2 separate regions of the Homo sapiens genome follow, and region 2 is linked to region 1. Evidence: read pairs that join two places in POLR2A ChIA-PET (ENCODE). Cell type or tissue: Caco-2. All regions are shown on one strand. Each heading gives the region's core, and the rest is flanking DNA. Links, peaks and the distances in the headings are about the cores only.

Evidence for each region. ChIA-PET counts read pairs that join two places held together with the same protein. Peaks named below come from ENCODE experiments on the same cell type or tissue, not always from the same donor. Only the 100,000 strongest peaks of a DNase experiment are listed, where the experiment ranks them.
Region 2: POLR2A ChIA-PET joins it to region 1 with 7 read pairs; 3 of 35 experiments call an interaction of 5 or more read pairs at or near these places.

The regions. Positions count from the first base shown.
Region 1 is chr5:1,042,874-1,050,528 of GRCh38, forward strand. SLC12A7 (solute carrier family 12 member 7) reads right to left here. Exons shown (of 24, transcript NM_006598.3): 24 at 7,511-7,655. Among named protein-coding and RNA genes, the nearest start is that of MIR4635, 16 kb to the right of the region's middle. In Caco-2, for the core only: no CTCF peak of the experiment used is centred there; no DNase peak of the experiment used is centred there.
Region 2 is chr5:1,245,482-1,249,481 of GRCh38, forward strand. SLC6A18 (solute carrier family 6 member 18) reads left to right here. Exons shown (of 12, transcript NM_182632.3): 12 at 367-708. The coding sequence ends at 597. Among named protein-coding and RNA genes, the nearest start is that of SLC6A18, 22 kb to the left of the region's middle. In Caco-2, for the core only: no CTCF peak of the experiment used is centred there; a DNase peak (open chromatin) is centred at 1,560.

The DNA of each region.
Region 1 (7,655 bases), core at 3,656-7,655:
TGAGGGGTTTGTGAATGAGTGGGTGAGTTTGTGAACGAGTGGGCGAGTTAGTGGGTGAATGTGTGAATGAGTGGATGAGTTAGTGTGTGAACGAGTGGGTTAGTGTGAATGAGTGGGTGAGTTAGTGTGCAAATGAGTGGGTGAGTGTGAATGGGTGTGTGAACGAGTGGGTTAGTGTGAATGGGTGAGGTAGTGTGTGAATGAGTGGGTTAGTGTGAATGAGTGGGTGTGTAAATGAGTTTGTGAATGAGTGGGCAGGTTAGTGTGTGAATGAATAGGTGAGTGTATGAACGGGTTAGTGTGTGAATGAGTGTGTGAATGAGTGGGTTAGTGAAAGAGTGGGCAAGTTAGTGTGTGAATGAGTGGGCGAGTTAGTGTGTGAATGAGTAGGTGAGTGTGTGGGTGTGTGAATGAGTGGGTGAGTTTGTGAATGAATGGGTTTGTGAATGGGTGGGTTAGTGTGTGAATGAGTGGGTTAGTGTGTGAATAAGTTGGGTTGTGTGAATGAGTGTGTGAATAAGTGGGTGGGTTAGTGTATGAATGAGTGAGTGTGTGAATGGGTGAGTTTGTGAACGAGTGGGCAAGTTAGTGTGTGAACGAGTGGGCAAGTTAGTGTGTGAACGAGTGGGCGAGTTAGTGTGAATGAGTGGGCGAGTTACTGTATGAATGAGTGGGCGAGTTAGTGTGTGAATGAGTAGGTGTGTGAATGAGTGGGTGTGTGAACGAGTGGGTGAGTTTGTGAATGAATGGGTTAGTTTGTGAATGAGTGGGTGGGTTAGTGTGTGAATGAGTGGGTTAGTGTGTGAATAAGTTGGGTTGTGTGAATGAGTTAGTGTGTGAATAAGTGGGTGGGTTAGTGTATGAATGAATGGGTGAGTTTGTGAACGAGTGGGCAAGTTAGTGTGTGAGTGGGCGAGTTAGTGTGTGAAGCAGTGGGCAAGTTTGTGAATGAGTGGGTGAGTTACTGTGTGAATGAGTGGGCATGTGAATGAGTCGATGAGTTAGTGTGTGAATGGGTGTGTGAACGAGTGGCTGAGTTAGTGTGTGAATGGGTTAGTGTGTGAATGAGGGATTTTGTGAATGGGTGTGTGAACGAGTGGGTGAGTTAGTGTGTGAATGAGTGGGTGTGTGAATGAGTGGGTGAGTTGGTGTGTGAAAGAGTGGGTTAGTGCATGAATGGGTGGGTTAGTGTGTGAATGGGTTGTGAACGAGTGGGTGAGTTAGTGTGTGAATGAGTGGGTGACTGTGTGAATGAATGGGTTAGTGTGTGAATGAGTGGGTGAGTTAGTGTGTGAACGAGTGGGCGAGTTTGTGAATGAGTGGGGGAGTTAGTGTGTGAATGAGTGGGTGAGTTAGTGTGTGAATGGGTGTGTGAATGAGTGGGCTAGTGTGTGAATGAGTGGGTGTGTGAACGAGTGGGTGAGTTAGTGTGTGAATGAATGGGTTAGTGTGTGAATGGGTTAGTGTGAGTGAGTCAGTGGGTTAGTGTATGAATGAATGAGTGGGTGGGTTAGTGTGTGAGTGGGTTAGTGTGAAAGAGTGGGCGAGTTAGTGTGTCAATGAGTGGGCGAGTTTGAATGTGTGTGAACAAGTGGGTGAGTTAGTGTGTGAATGAGTGGGTTAGTGTGTGAATGAGTGGGTGTGTGAACGAGTGGGTGAGTTACTGTGAATGAATGGGTGGGTTAGTGTGTAAATGAATGGGTGAGTTAGTGTGTGAGTGGGTTAGTGTGTGAATGAGTCAGTGGGTTAGTGTGTGAATGGGTGGGTTAGTGTGTGAATGAGTGAGTTCGTGTGTGAATGGGTGAGTTAGTGTGTGAATGAGTGGGTGAGTTAGTGTGTGAATGAGAGGGTGTGTGAACGAGTGGGTTAGTGTGTAAATGAGTGGGTGTGTGAACGAGTGGGTGAGTTGGTGTGTGAAAGAGTGGGTTAGTGCATGAATGGGTGGGTTAGTGTGTGAATGGGTTGTGAACGAGTGGGTGAGTTAGTGTGTGAATGAGTGGGTGAGTGTGTGAATGAATGGGTTAGTGTGTGAATGAGTAGGTGAGTTAGTGTGTGAATGAGAGGGTGTGTGAACGAGTGGGTGAGTTGGTGTGTAAATGAGTGGGTGTGTGAACGAGTGGGTTAGTGTGTGAATGAGTGGGTGAGTTAGTGTGAATGAATGGGTGTGTGTGTGAATGAGTGGGTTAGTGTGTGAATGAGTCGGGTTAGTGTGTGAATGAGTGTGAATGAGTTAGTGTGTGAATGAGTGGGTGAGTTAGTGTGTGAACGTGTGGGCAAGTTAGTGTGTGAGTGGGCGAGTTAGTGTGTTAATGAATAGGTGAGTTTGTGAATGAGTGGGTGTGTGAACGAGTGGGTGAGTTAGTGTGTGAATGAATGGGTTAGTGTGTGAGTGGGTGGGTTAGTGTGTGAATGGGTGGGTTAGTGTGTGAATGGATGAGTTAGTGTGTGAATGAGTGGGTTAGTGTGTGAATGAGTCGGGTTAGTGTGTGAATGACTGGGTGGGTTAGTGTATGAATGAGTGTGTGAATGGGTGAGTTAGTGTGTGAACGAGTGGGCGAGTTAGTGTGTGAATGGGTGAGTTAGTGTGTGAATGAGTGGCTGAACGACTGTGAATGGGTGTGTGAACGAGTGGGTTAGTGTGTGAATGAATGGGTGAGTTCGTGTGTGAATGAGTGGGTAAGTGTGTGAATGAGTCGGGTTAGTGTGTGAATGTATGAATGAGTGGGTGGGTCAATGTGTGAATGAGTTAGTGTGAATGAGTGGGTGAGTTAGTGTGTGAACGAGTGGGTGAGTTTGTGTGAATGAGTGGGCGAGTTAGTGTGTGAATGGGTCAGTGTTTTGGTGTGTGAACGAGTGGGTGAGTTAGTGTGTGAATGAGTGGGTTAGTGTGTGAATGAGGGAGTTAGTGTGTGAGTGGGTTTGTGAACGAGTGGGTTAGTATGTGAATGAGTGGGTGAGTTAGTGCATGACTGAGTGGGTGAGTTGGTGTGTGAATGAGTGGGTTAGTGCATGAATGGGTGGGTTATTGTGTGGATGAGTGTGAATGGGTGTGTGAACGAGTGGGTTAGTGTGTGAATGAGTGGGTTAGTGTGTGAGAGTGTGTGAGGGTGTGTGAATGAGGGGGTTAGTGTGAACGAGTGGGCGAGTTTGTGAATGAGTGGGCGAGTTAGTGTGTGAATGAGTGGGTGTGTGAATGAGTGGATGTTATTGTGTGAATGAGTGGGTGTGTGAACGAGTGGGTTAGTGTGTGAATGAGTGGGTGAGTTAGCGTGTGAATGAGGGATTTAGTGTGTGGGTGTGTGAACGAGTGGGCGAGTTAGTGTGTGAATGAGTGGGTTAGTGTGTGAATGGGTGTGTGAGTGGGTTAGTGTGTGTATGGGTGTGTGAACGAGTGGGTTAGTGTGTGAATGAATGGGTTAGTGTGTGAATGAGTCAGTGGGTTAGTGTATGAATGTGTGTGAGTGGGTGGGTTAGTGTGTGAATGAGTGGGTGAGTTAGTGTGTCAATGAGTGGGTGAGTTTGTGAATGAGTGTGTGTGAACAACTGGGTGAGTGTGTGAATGAGTGGGTGAGTGTGTGAATGAGTGGGTTAGTGTGTGAATGAGTGGGTTTGTGAATGAGCCGGTGGGTTAGTGTGTGAATGAGTTAGTGTGTGAATGAGTGGGTGGGTTAGTGTGTGAATGAGTTAATGTGTGAATGAGTGGGTGAGTTACTTTGTGAACGAGTGGGCGAGTTAGTGTGTGAATGGGTTAGTGTGTGAATGAGTGGGTGTGTGAAGGAGTGGGTGAGTTACTATGTGAATGAATGGGTGAGTTAGCGTGTGAATGGGTGGGTTAGTTTGTGAATGAATGGGTGAGTTAGTGTGTGAGTTGGTTAGTGTGTGAATGAGTCGGTGGGTTAGTGTGTGAATGAGTTCGTGTGTGAATGGGTGAGTTAGTGTGAATGAATGGGCGAGTTAGTGTGTGAATGAGTGGGTTAGTGTGTGAATGAGCGGGTATGTGAACGAGTGGGTTAGTGTGTAAATGAGTGGGTGTGTGAATGAGTGGGTGTTTGTGTGAATGAATGGGAGAGTTAGTGTGTGAATGGGTGAGTTAGTGTGTGAATGAGCGGGTGTGTGAACAAGTGGGTTAGTGTGTAAATGAGTGGGTGTGTGAATGAGTGGGTTAGTGTGTGAATGAGTGGGTTAGTGTGTGAATGAGTGGGTTAGTGTGTGAATGAGTGGGTTAGTGTGCAAATGAATGGGTGAGTTTGTGAATGGGTTAGTGTATGAATGAGTCGGTTTAGTGTGTGAATGAGTGTGTGAATGAGTAGGTAAGTTAGTGCGTGAACGAGTGGGTGAGTTAGTGTGTGAATGAGTCGGTGAGTTAGTGTGTGAATGAATGGGTTAGTGTGTGAATGAGTGGGTGGGTTAGTGTGTGAATGGATGAGTTAGTGTGTGAATGAGTGGGTTAGTGTGTGAATGAGTCGGTGGGTTAGTGTGTGAATGAGTGGGTGGGTTAGTGTATGAATGTGTGAATGGGTGAGTGTGTGAATGGGCAAGTTAGTGTGTGAATGGGTTAGTGTGTGAATGGTCGAACGAGTGTGTGTGTGAATGGTTGTGTGAACGAGTGGGTTAGTGTGTGAATGGGTGAGTTCGTGTGTGAATGTGGGTGTGTGTCGGGTTAGTGTGTGAATGTGTGAATGAGTGGGTGGGTCAATGTGTGAATGAGTTAGTGTGAATAAGTGGGTTAGTGTGTGAACGAGTAGGCGAGTTAGTGTGTGAATGGGTTAGTGTGTGAATGGGTCAGTGTGTGAGTGGATGTGTGAACGAGTGGGTGAGTTTGTGAATAGGTGTGTGAATGAGTGGGTTAGTGTGTGAATGGAGTTTGTGGGTGTGTGAACGAGTGGGTTAGTGTGTGTTAGTGTGTGAATGGGTGAGTTGGTGTGTGAATGAGTGGGTTAGTGTGTGAATGAGTGGGTGGGTTATTGTGTGAATGAGTGAGTGGGTTAGTGTGTGAGGGAGTTAGTGTGTGAGTGGGTGTGTGAACGAGTGGGTTAGTATGTGAATGAGTGGGTTAGTGTGTGACTGGGTGAGTTGGTGTGTGAATGGGTTAGTGCATGAATGGGTGGGTTATTGTGTGGATGAGTGTGTGAATGGGTGTGTGAACGAGTGGGTTAGTGTGTGAATGGGTTAGTGTGAGTGTGTTAGTGTGTGAATGAGGGTGTGTGAATGAGGGGGTGTGTGAACGAATGGGCGAGTTTGTGAATGGGTGTGTGAATGAGTGGATGAGTTGTGTGAATGGGTGTGTGAACGAGTGGGTGAGTGTGTGAATGAGTGGGTTAGTGTGTGAATGAGGGATTTAGTGTGAGTGGGTGTGTGAACGAGTGGGTTTGTGAATGAGCGGGTGTGTGTGAATGAGTGGGTGAGTTGGTGTGTGAATGAGTGGGTTAGTGCGTGAATGAGTGGGTGGGTTAGTGTGTGAATGAGTGGGTGTGTGAACGAGTGGGCGAGTTTGTGAATGGGTGTGTGAACGAGTGGGTTAGTGTGTGAATGGGTTAGTGAATGGGCTAGTGTGTGTCAGTGGGTTAATGTGTGAATGAGTTGGTGAATGTGTGAACGAGTGGGCGTTAGTGTGTGAATGAGGGTGTGTGAACGAGTGGGTGGGTTAGTGAATGAGTGTGCGAATGAGTGGGTAAGTGTGTGAATGAGTGGGTGAGTTAGTGTATGAGTGGGCAAGTTAGTGTGTGAATGGGTGGGTGAGTTGAGTGGGTGTGTGAACAAGTGGGTTAGTGTGTGAATGAGTGGGTTAGTGTGTGAGTGGATTAGTGTGTGAATGAGTGGGTGGGTTTGTGAATGAGTGGGTTAGTGTGTGAACGAGTGGGCAAGTTAGTGTGTGAATGAGTGGGCGAGTTAGCGTGTGAATGGGCGAGTTAAGTGTGTGAATGAGTGGGTGACTGCTCTAGCCGAGTTCTTGCTCCTTGGGAAGCACCGGCCAAGGCTAGGAAGCAGCCTGGTTTTTGGGGTCCCAGGGAAGGGGACACCTAGGGGTTTCTGGCTGGGCCCTGGTCCCAGATGTGTAGGCATCAGTGGGTCTCCAAACCTCCCTGCTGGAATTTGTGAGCATCTGGCCCTCAGGACAGTAGGCCCACCCCAGCCGGCCGCTCCCGTGCTCTGAGTCCCGGGTGTGGATGCCTGGGTGCAGCCAGCACTCACCCCTCGGGGGTCCGAGGACGACGCTGCTCTCACGGTCACTCTCCTGTGACCCGAGAGCCAGAGCAGGACCCGCCACCCTCCTGTGCCGTGTCCCTTCCTGTCCACCATGTGTCAGGCCCACTGGACACGGTGCCCGGCAGCTTCACACACACAATTCGCCCTTCGTCGTGCACGAGGCAGTGTTCCAGCATGTTCAGTCACATAAGCTTCACCACAGCCATTTCGGAACATTTTCACCCAAAAAGAAATCCATACCCTGTAAGCAGCCTCCCCCCATCCCCCATCTCCCCCCATTCCCCTTGACCCACCCCCAGCACCCGCCAGTGCACCCCCTGCCTCTGTGCCTGGCCCACTCTGGCATTTCGTGTTAAGTGCAGTCCCACAGCGTGAGACCCTTTGTGTCTAGCTTCCTCCCGAGCGTGAGGCTTCCAAGCTTGGCTCCTGGTTCTAGCTGAGAGGCCTGCAGCAGGCACGGCCCACATGGACTCAGCATGTTCTCGGGCTGCATCCATTTTGGCTGCTGTGAACTTGCGTGCACCCGTTCCTGAGGCTGTGCCACACACCAGGAGTGGACCTGCCGGGGAAGGGGCGGCTCTGTCTCTCACACTTTCAGGAACCACAGGCCCTTCCCGTGCAGCTACAACCCTGCAAGAGGGGTCCGATTCCGCACGTCCTCCCCGCGATTCTCTGGTTTTGGCTGTGACCATCACAGGTGTGAGTTGGCATCTCACGAGTTAGAACACGCTGTCCCCACTCATGGCGGACTCTCTGGTGCCTCCATCCTTATATAAATTAAATTATAAATCGAATGGCCGGGCATGGTGGCTCATACCTGTAATCCCAGCACTTTAGGAGGCTGAGGCAGGCAGATCACTTGAGGTCAGTTCGAGACCAGCCTGGCCAACATGGTGAAACCCCATCTCTACTAAAATACAAAAATTAGCTGGGCGTGGTGGTACACGCCTGTGATCCCAGCTATTCGGGAGGCTGAGGCAGGAAAATAGCTTGAACCTGGGAGGCGGAGGTTGCAGTGAGCTGAGGTGACGCCACTGCATTCCAGCCTAGGCAACAGAGACTGTCTCAGAAATACAGAGATTGGGTCACTTCAACACACAGCACTAGGAAGTTTGGGGTAAGGTCATTTCCAAGCCGATGACATGATTTGGAAGCCCTCGTCCAATTCATATGGTCACTCTTCAGCCACCTGAGTTGGCTGTGGCTGGTCAGCCCTGACGCTCCTGCTAGAAAAGGGGCGGCCAGTACATTTTCTCCAGCTGTCTTTCATGCTGAATGAGACTCAAGAGATTCTTCAACGTACTCAGATTTCATAGGATTTTATTTTTCTACTAACACAGACAGACAGGGAAACCTACAAAAGGAAACGGAGTCAATTGTAAATGGCTGTAGTTACTGGTTACACGGAGTTGACAACACAAAGGATGCCTGGTGCTTGCGTGCAGAGG
Region 2 (4,000 bases), core at 1-4,000, 200 kb after region 1:
CCACGGTACCTGCAGCCGGGTGGGTGGTGCCACCCAGTGTATAGGGGAGAAAGCTGGGGACACGGCCTCCAACGACGCCCAATGGGTTGAGGCCATGTAGCCCCTCTGGTTCCAGAACACAACACCTAGGCCTACCTCGGGGAGGCCCCAGCCCCAGGAGAAGCTCAGCCCAGGTCCCCAAACTCCTGGCCCGGAGGGGCGGTGGTGAGCGGCCACACGGCCTGGCCACTGCTCTGGCCGTGCCTTTTCCATTCCCATCCAAGTCCGGGTGGGCAGGTGGCTCTTGCCCCTTGGATTGAGGAGCACGGGGGTCAGCCTCACGGCCCAGGGTGGCCGGCGCCAGCTAATGAGGCTGTGGTCCCGCAGGAGCTGTTCCCCTCGCGTCAGGAGAAGCTCTACCCGGGCTGGGCGCGCGCCGCCTGTGTGCTGCTGTCCTTGCTGCCCGTGCTGTGGGTCCCGGTGGCCGCGCTTGCTCAGCTGCTCACCCGGCGGAGGCGGACGTGGAGGGACAGGGACGCGCGCCCAGACACGGACATGCGCCCGGACACGGACACGCGCCCAGACACGGACATGCGCCCGGACACGGACATGCGCTGAAGCCGGCCGGAGCGGGGCCTGCATGGGCGGGTCTGTGGGGGGGCTTGGCCTGATGGTGGGCGGGGCCCCGCCCACAGGGCCGACCCCAATACACCAGCGACTCAACCTTGATGCCGCTGTGTACGTGTGGTTACTGCTTTCCTGACGCCCGGGCAGCGCTGCTGCTTGGGGCCCGCCCCTAGGGAGGTCTCGCAGGGCCCCGGCATCCCTGCTGAGCCCGCGGCCTGGGCGTCCTGCAGCGGCTGAGGTCCCTGCGCTTGGCCGGGCTGGCTCAGGGATCTTCGCAGGTGCGGGGCTCCCGGTCTCACAGACTCTGAACCTAGCCTGGCTGGTCTCTGGGGAAGAGCGGCCGCCCGGGTGGCTCAGGGGGCCGCCTGCACCCCGGCTCCAGGTCCCAGGCGGGCTGTCCCCCTACAGCTCGCAGGCGGCAGGGGTACCCAGGACAGATGCTTCCTCCCGCCTGGGAGCGGGGGCCTGGGGTCTGGAGTCTGCGGTCTGGCTGACCCTTCCTGAAATTTCTGAGAAACACTGTAGGTTGCCACTTTTATTTTCCCAAACTGTCAAACTGTATTAAGGAGGTACCAAAAGGCTCCTGCTGTCCCGGGGCAGAGGGGCGACAGGCAGGAGCTCGCTCACGTGGGGCAGTCACCCGCGCCCCGGGCGCCAAGCGCACTGTGCAGCCCCCGTCCAGCCCGCCCTGCTCCAGAGTACCCCGGCTCCAGGCGCCACGCGCGTGCTTCCCTCCTCCCTCTCCCTCTGTTCCCTCCGCCCTCCTCCTCCCTCTTTCCTCCCCATCCTTTTCCCTCTCCTCCTTCCCCTGCAACAGCACCACGGAGCCAGGGATCAGGTCTCTGACTCGCCACACGGAGGGAGGCCCCGCAGGTCCTGGCTTCCTGCCGCCGGGAGGGGCCCTGTGAAGACCCAAGGCACCTGCTCCCGCTTTGGAAAAGGGCGCCTGGCCAGGCAGCACTGTCCGTGGTGCTGAAAAATCCCAGCATCAAGGCGCGGCCGCGGTGCCAAGCGTCCATTACACGCATTCTTGTTGGGAACCCGTCCTTGACCAAGGCCAGCCCAGAGTAAACAAAAGCACGTGCACCGCTACCCACCTGCAGATAAGCTGAGTGCTAAACATGCAGTTAACGCCAGTGCACCCCACCCAAGCGCATCCTGAGCCCACAGTGGGGGAAGCTGCCCACCTAAACGTGTCCTGAGCCCACGGCAGGGGAAGCTGCCCACCTAAGCGTGTCCCGAGCCCACGGCAGGGGGGGAGCTGCCCACCTAAGCGTGTCCTGAGCCCACGGCAGGGGAAGCTGCCCACCTAAGAGTGTCCCGAGCCCACGGCAGGGGAAGCTGCCCACCTAAGCGTGTCCCAAGCCCACAGCAGAGGGGTGCTGCACTTCGTCCCTCCGTCCTGCAGTTGTGATGCCCCCCACACCGGTGGTAAGGCAGGGGGACTTGAGGATGAACATGTCACAAAGCGAGTCAGTCCACTGTGAGATAAGGCTGCTGCAGAGGACAGTCTGGCATCCCCCAGTTCAGCCTCACAATCTTGCCACAACTCCATGCCTTGGGCCTAATAGCCAGCCTCTTCCATTGTAACTGACACAAACAAACTCAAACCAAATGGCCTTCACCAGCTCTCAGAACTGGCCAAGTTCAGGGTGGGCTTCAGGCCCTACTGGACCCAGGAGTTCACAGGATCCATGGGACTCTCTCCCCACACTGTTCAGCTTTTTTAAGTAGGGCGTCTCTGTGACCATTCCAAAATCCTTTTGGTTCATGATCTGGGTGAGATGCTCCCCCTTCAGAGTCTAGACACGAAATTGCAGGGAAAAGTGATTGCAGAGCCTGGAGGGTGGGGTGGAGGGAGGGGTGCTTCCCCAAAGGAAAGCCTCCAGCAGCCAAAGCAACAGCTGCGTTCCATGGTGTCACCCACTCACAGAGCCTGGAGGGTGGAGTGGAGGGAGGGGTGGTTCCCCAAAGGAAAGCCTCCAGAAGCCAAAGCAACAGCTGCGTTCCATGGTGTCACCAACTCACAGACGCAAAAGGTAGAGTAACCTGCTCAGAAGCAAACACTGCCAAGGGCGTGTGTCCCCAAAGGCAGCTCTTGGGACACCTTCCCCAACTCACCATAGGGCCTGCAAGTCCTGTCGTTGACCCGGACGAGAAAAACAGGCAGCTGTTGGCAGCAGGGGTGCTGACAAGCCACTCAGACTTATCCGAGGTTACATTTTGCGTCAATACCATACTTAGAAAATAACTAGGATGTGAGCAGGTGCCCCCTGCTCCCACCCTGGATCAGACTTTTGGGTGTAGCACATCCTAACGAGGGCTGGGGCTCTGCCCAACACTCTGTATGGGGGGAGCTAGAAGCAGCATCTATAGCCCCACCCTGAAGCTTCAGAGTCCTTGTCCAGCTGACGAAAAGGGAAGGGGTGGGGGGCTGGGACAGAGGACACAGTGGACGCTCAGCCCTCCAGAAAATGCCACACCACCCATGTGCCTGATGCAGCCATGGATAAAAGTGGGTAGAAAGGAGGAGGGACAGAGGTGGCCCAATAGGTGATGACAGGTGGACAGACGGACGCCACAAAGGGAGGCAGAGGTGGTCTGTCCCATCACATTGCCAAGGTTGTTCAGGGACAGGGGCTGAGGCCTCATGGGCTGTGGAGGTACCCGTGCACCATCGAGGGAGGGGGAGACAAGGGCCAGGCGGCGAGAGCAGAACTGGAGGGACTGACCCTGCGTGGCCACGCCCCATGCTCAACACCTTCAACTTGTCCCTCACCCTTGGGAAAAACATTCCAGGGGCGGGTGTCTCAGACTGGCCAGTGTCGGGACAGGAACAAAATGCTCCTATCACCTGACCAGAAGTGGCTGGAATAGAGGATCTGTAGCTCCACAGGGGCTCTCCCCTTCCAGGGGCCACCGTGTTGAACTGGAAATAAAGCCGGCTGCAAATGAGGCCAGCCGGCCCCAGAGATGGACACAGCTCCCATGACCATGGTGGTCACATGAGGACAGGCTGTCCCGTGAGCGGGTTCCTGGCAGAGGGTGACCCCAAGGCTGCTTTGCCAGGCACAGAGGAGTCAGGGAGCACTTGATGGGAAAACGAGGTTCAGGGCCCAGTTTTCAAAAGCCTGATGGGGCTCATCCTCAGGGGAGAGTCTGAGGTCACCAAGAACCAGGGGAGAATGCGTGAAGGACATAAGTGCAGAAGGAGAAGTGAGGCGGGAGGTCATGGAGGGCGCAGTCAGCACTGGAGCTGCCCCAGGACTCACCCACCCAGCTCCAAGGGAAGCAGCCCCTTCCAGCAAGGGTGGGCCTGGACCTGACAGAGAGGACCCCGCTGCCACGGCCAGGGAGCATGAGTCTCCCGTCCACACTGGGGGCTGGGGACTTA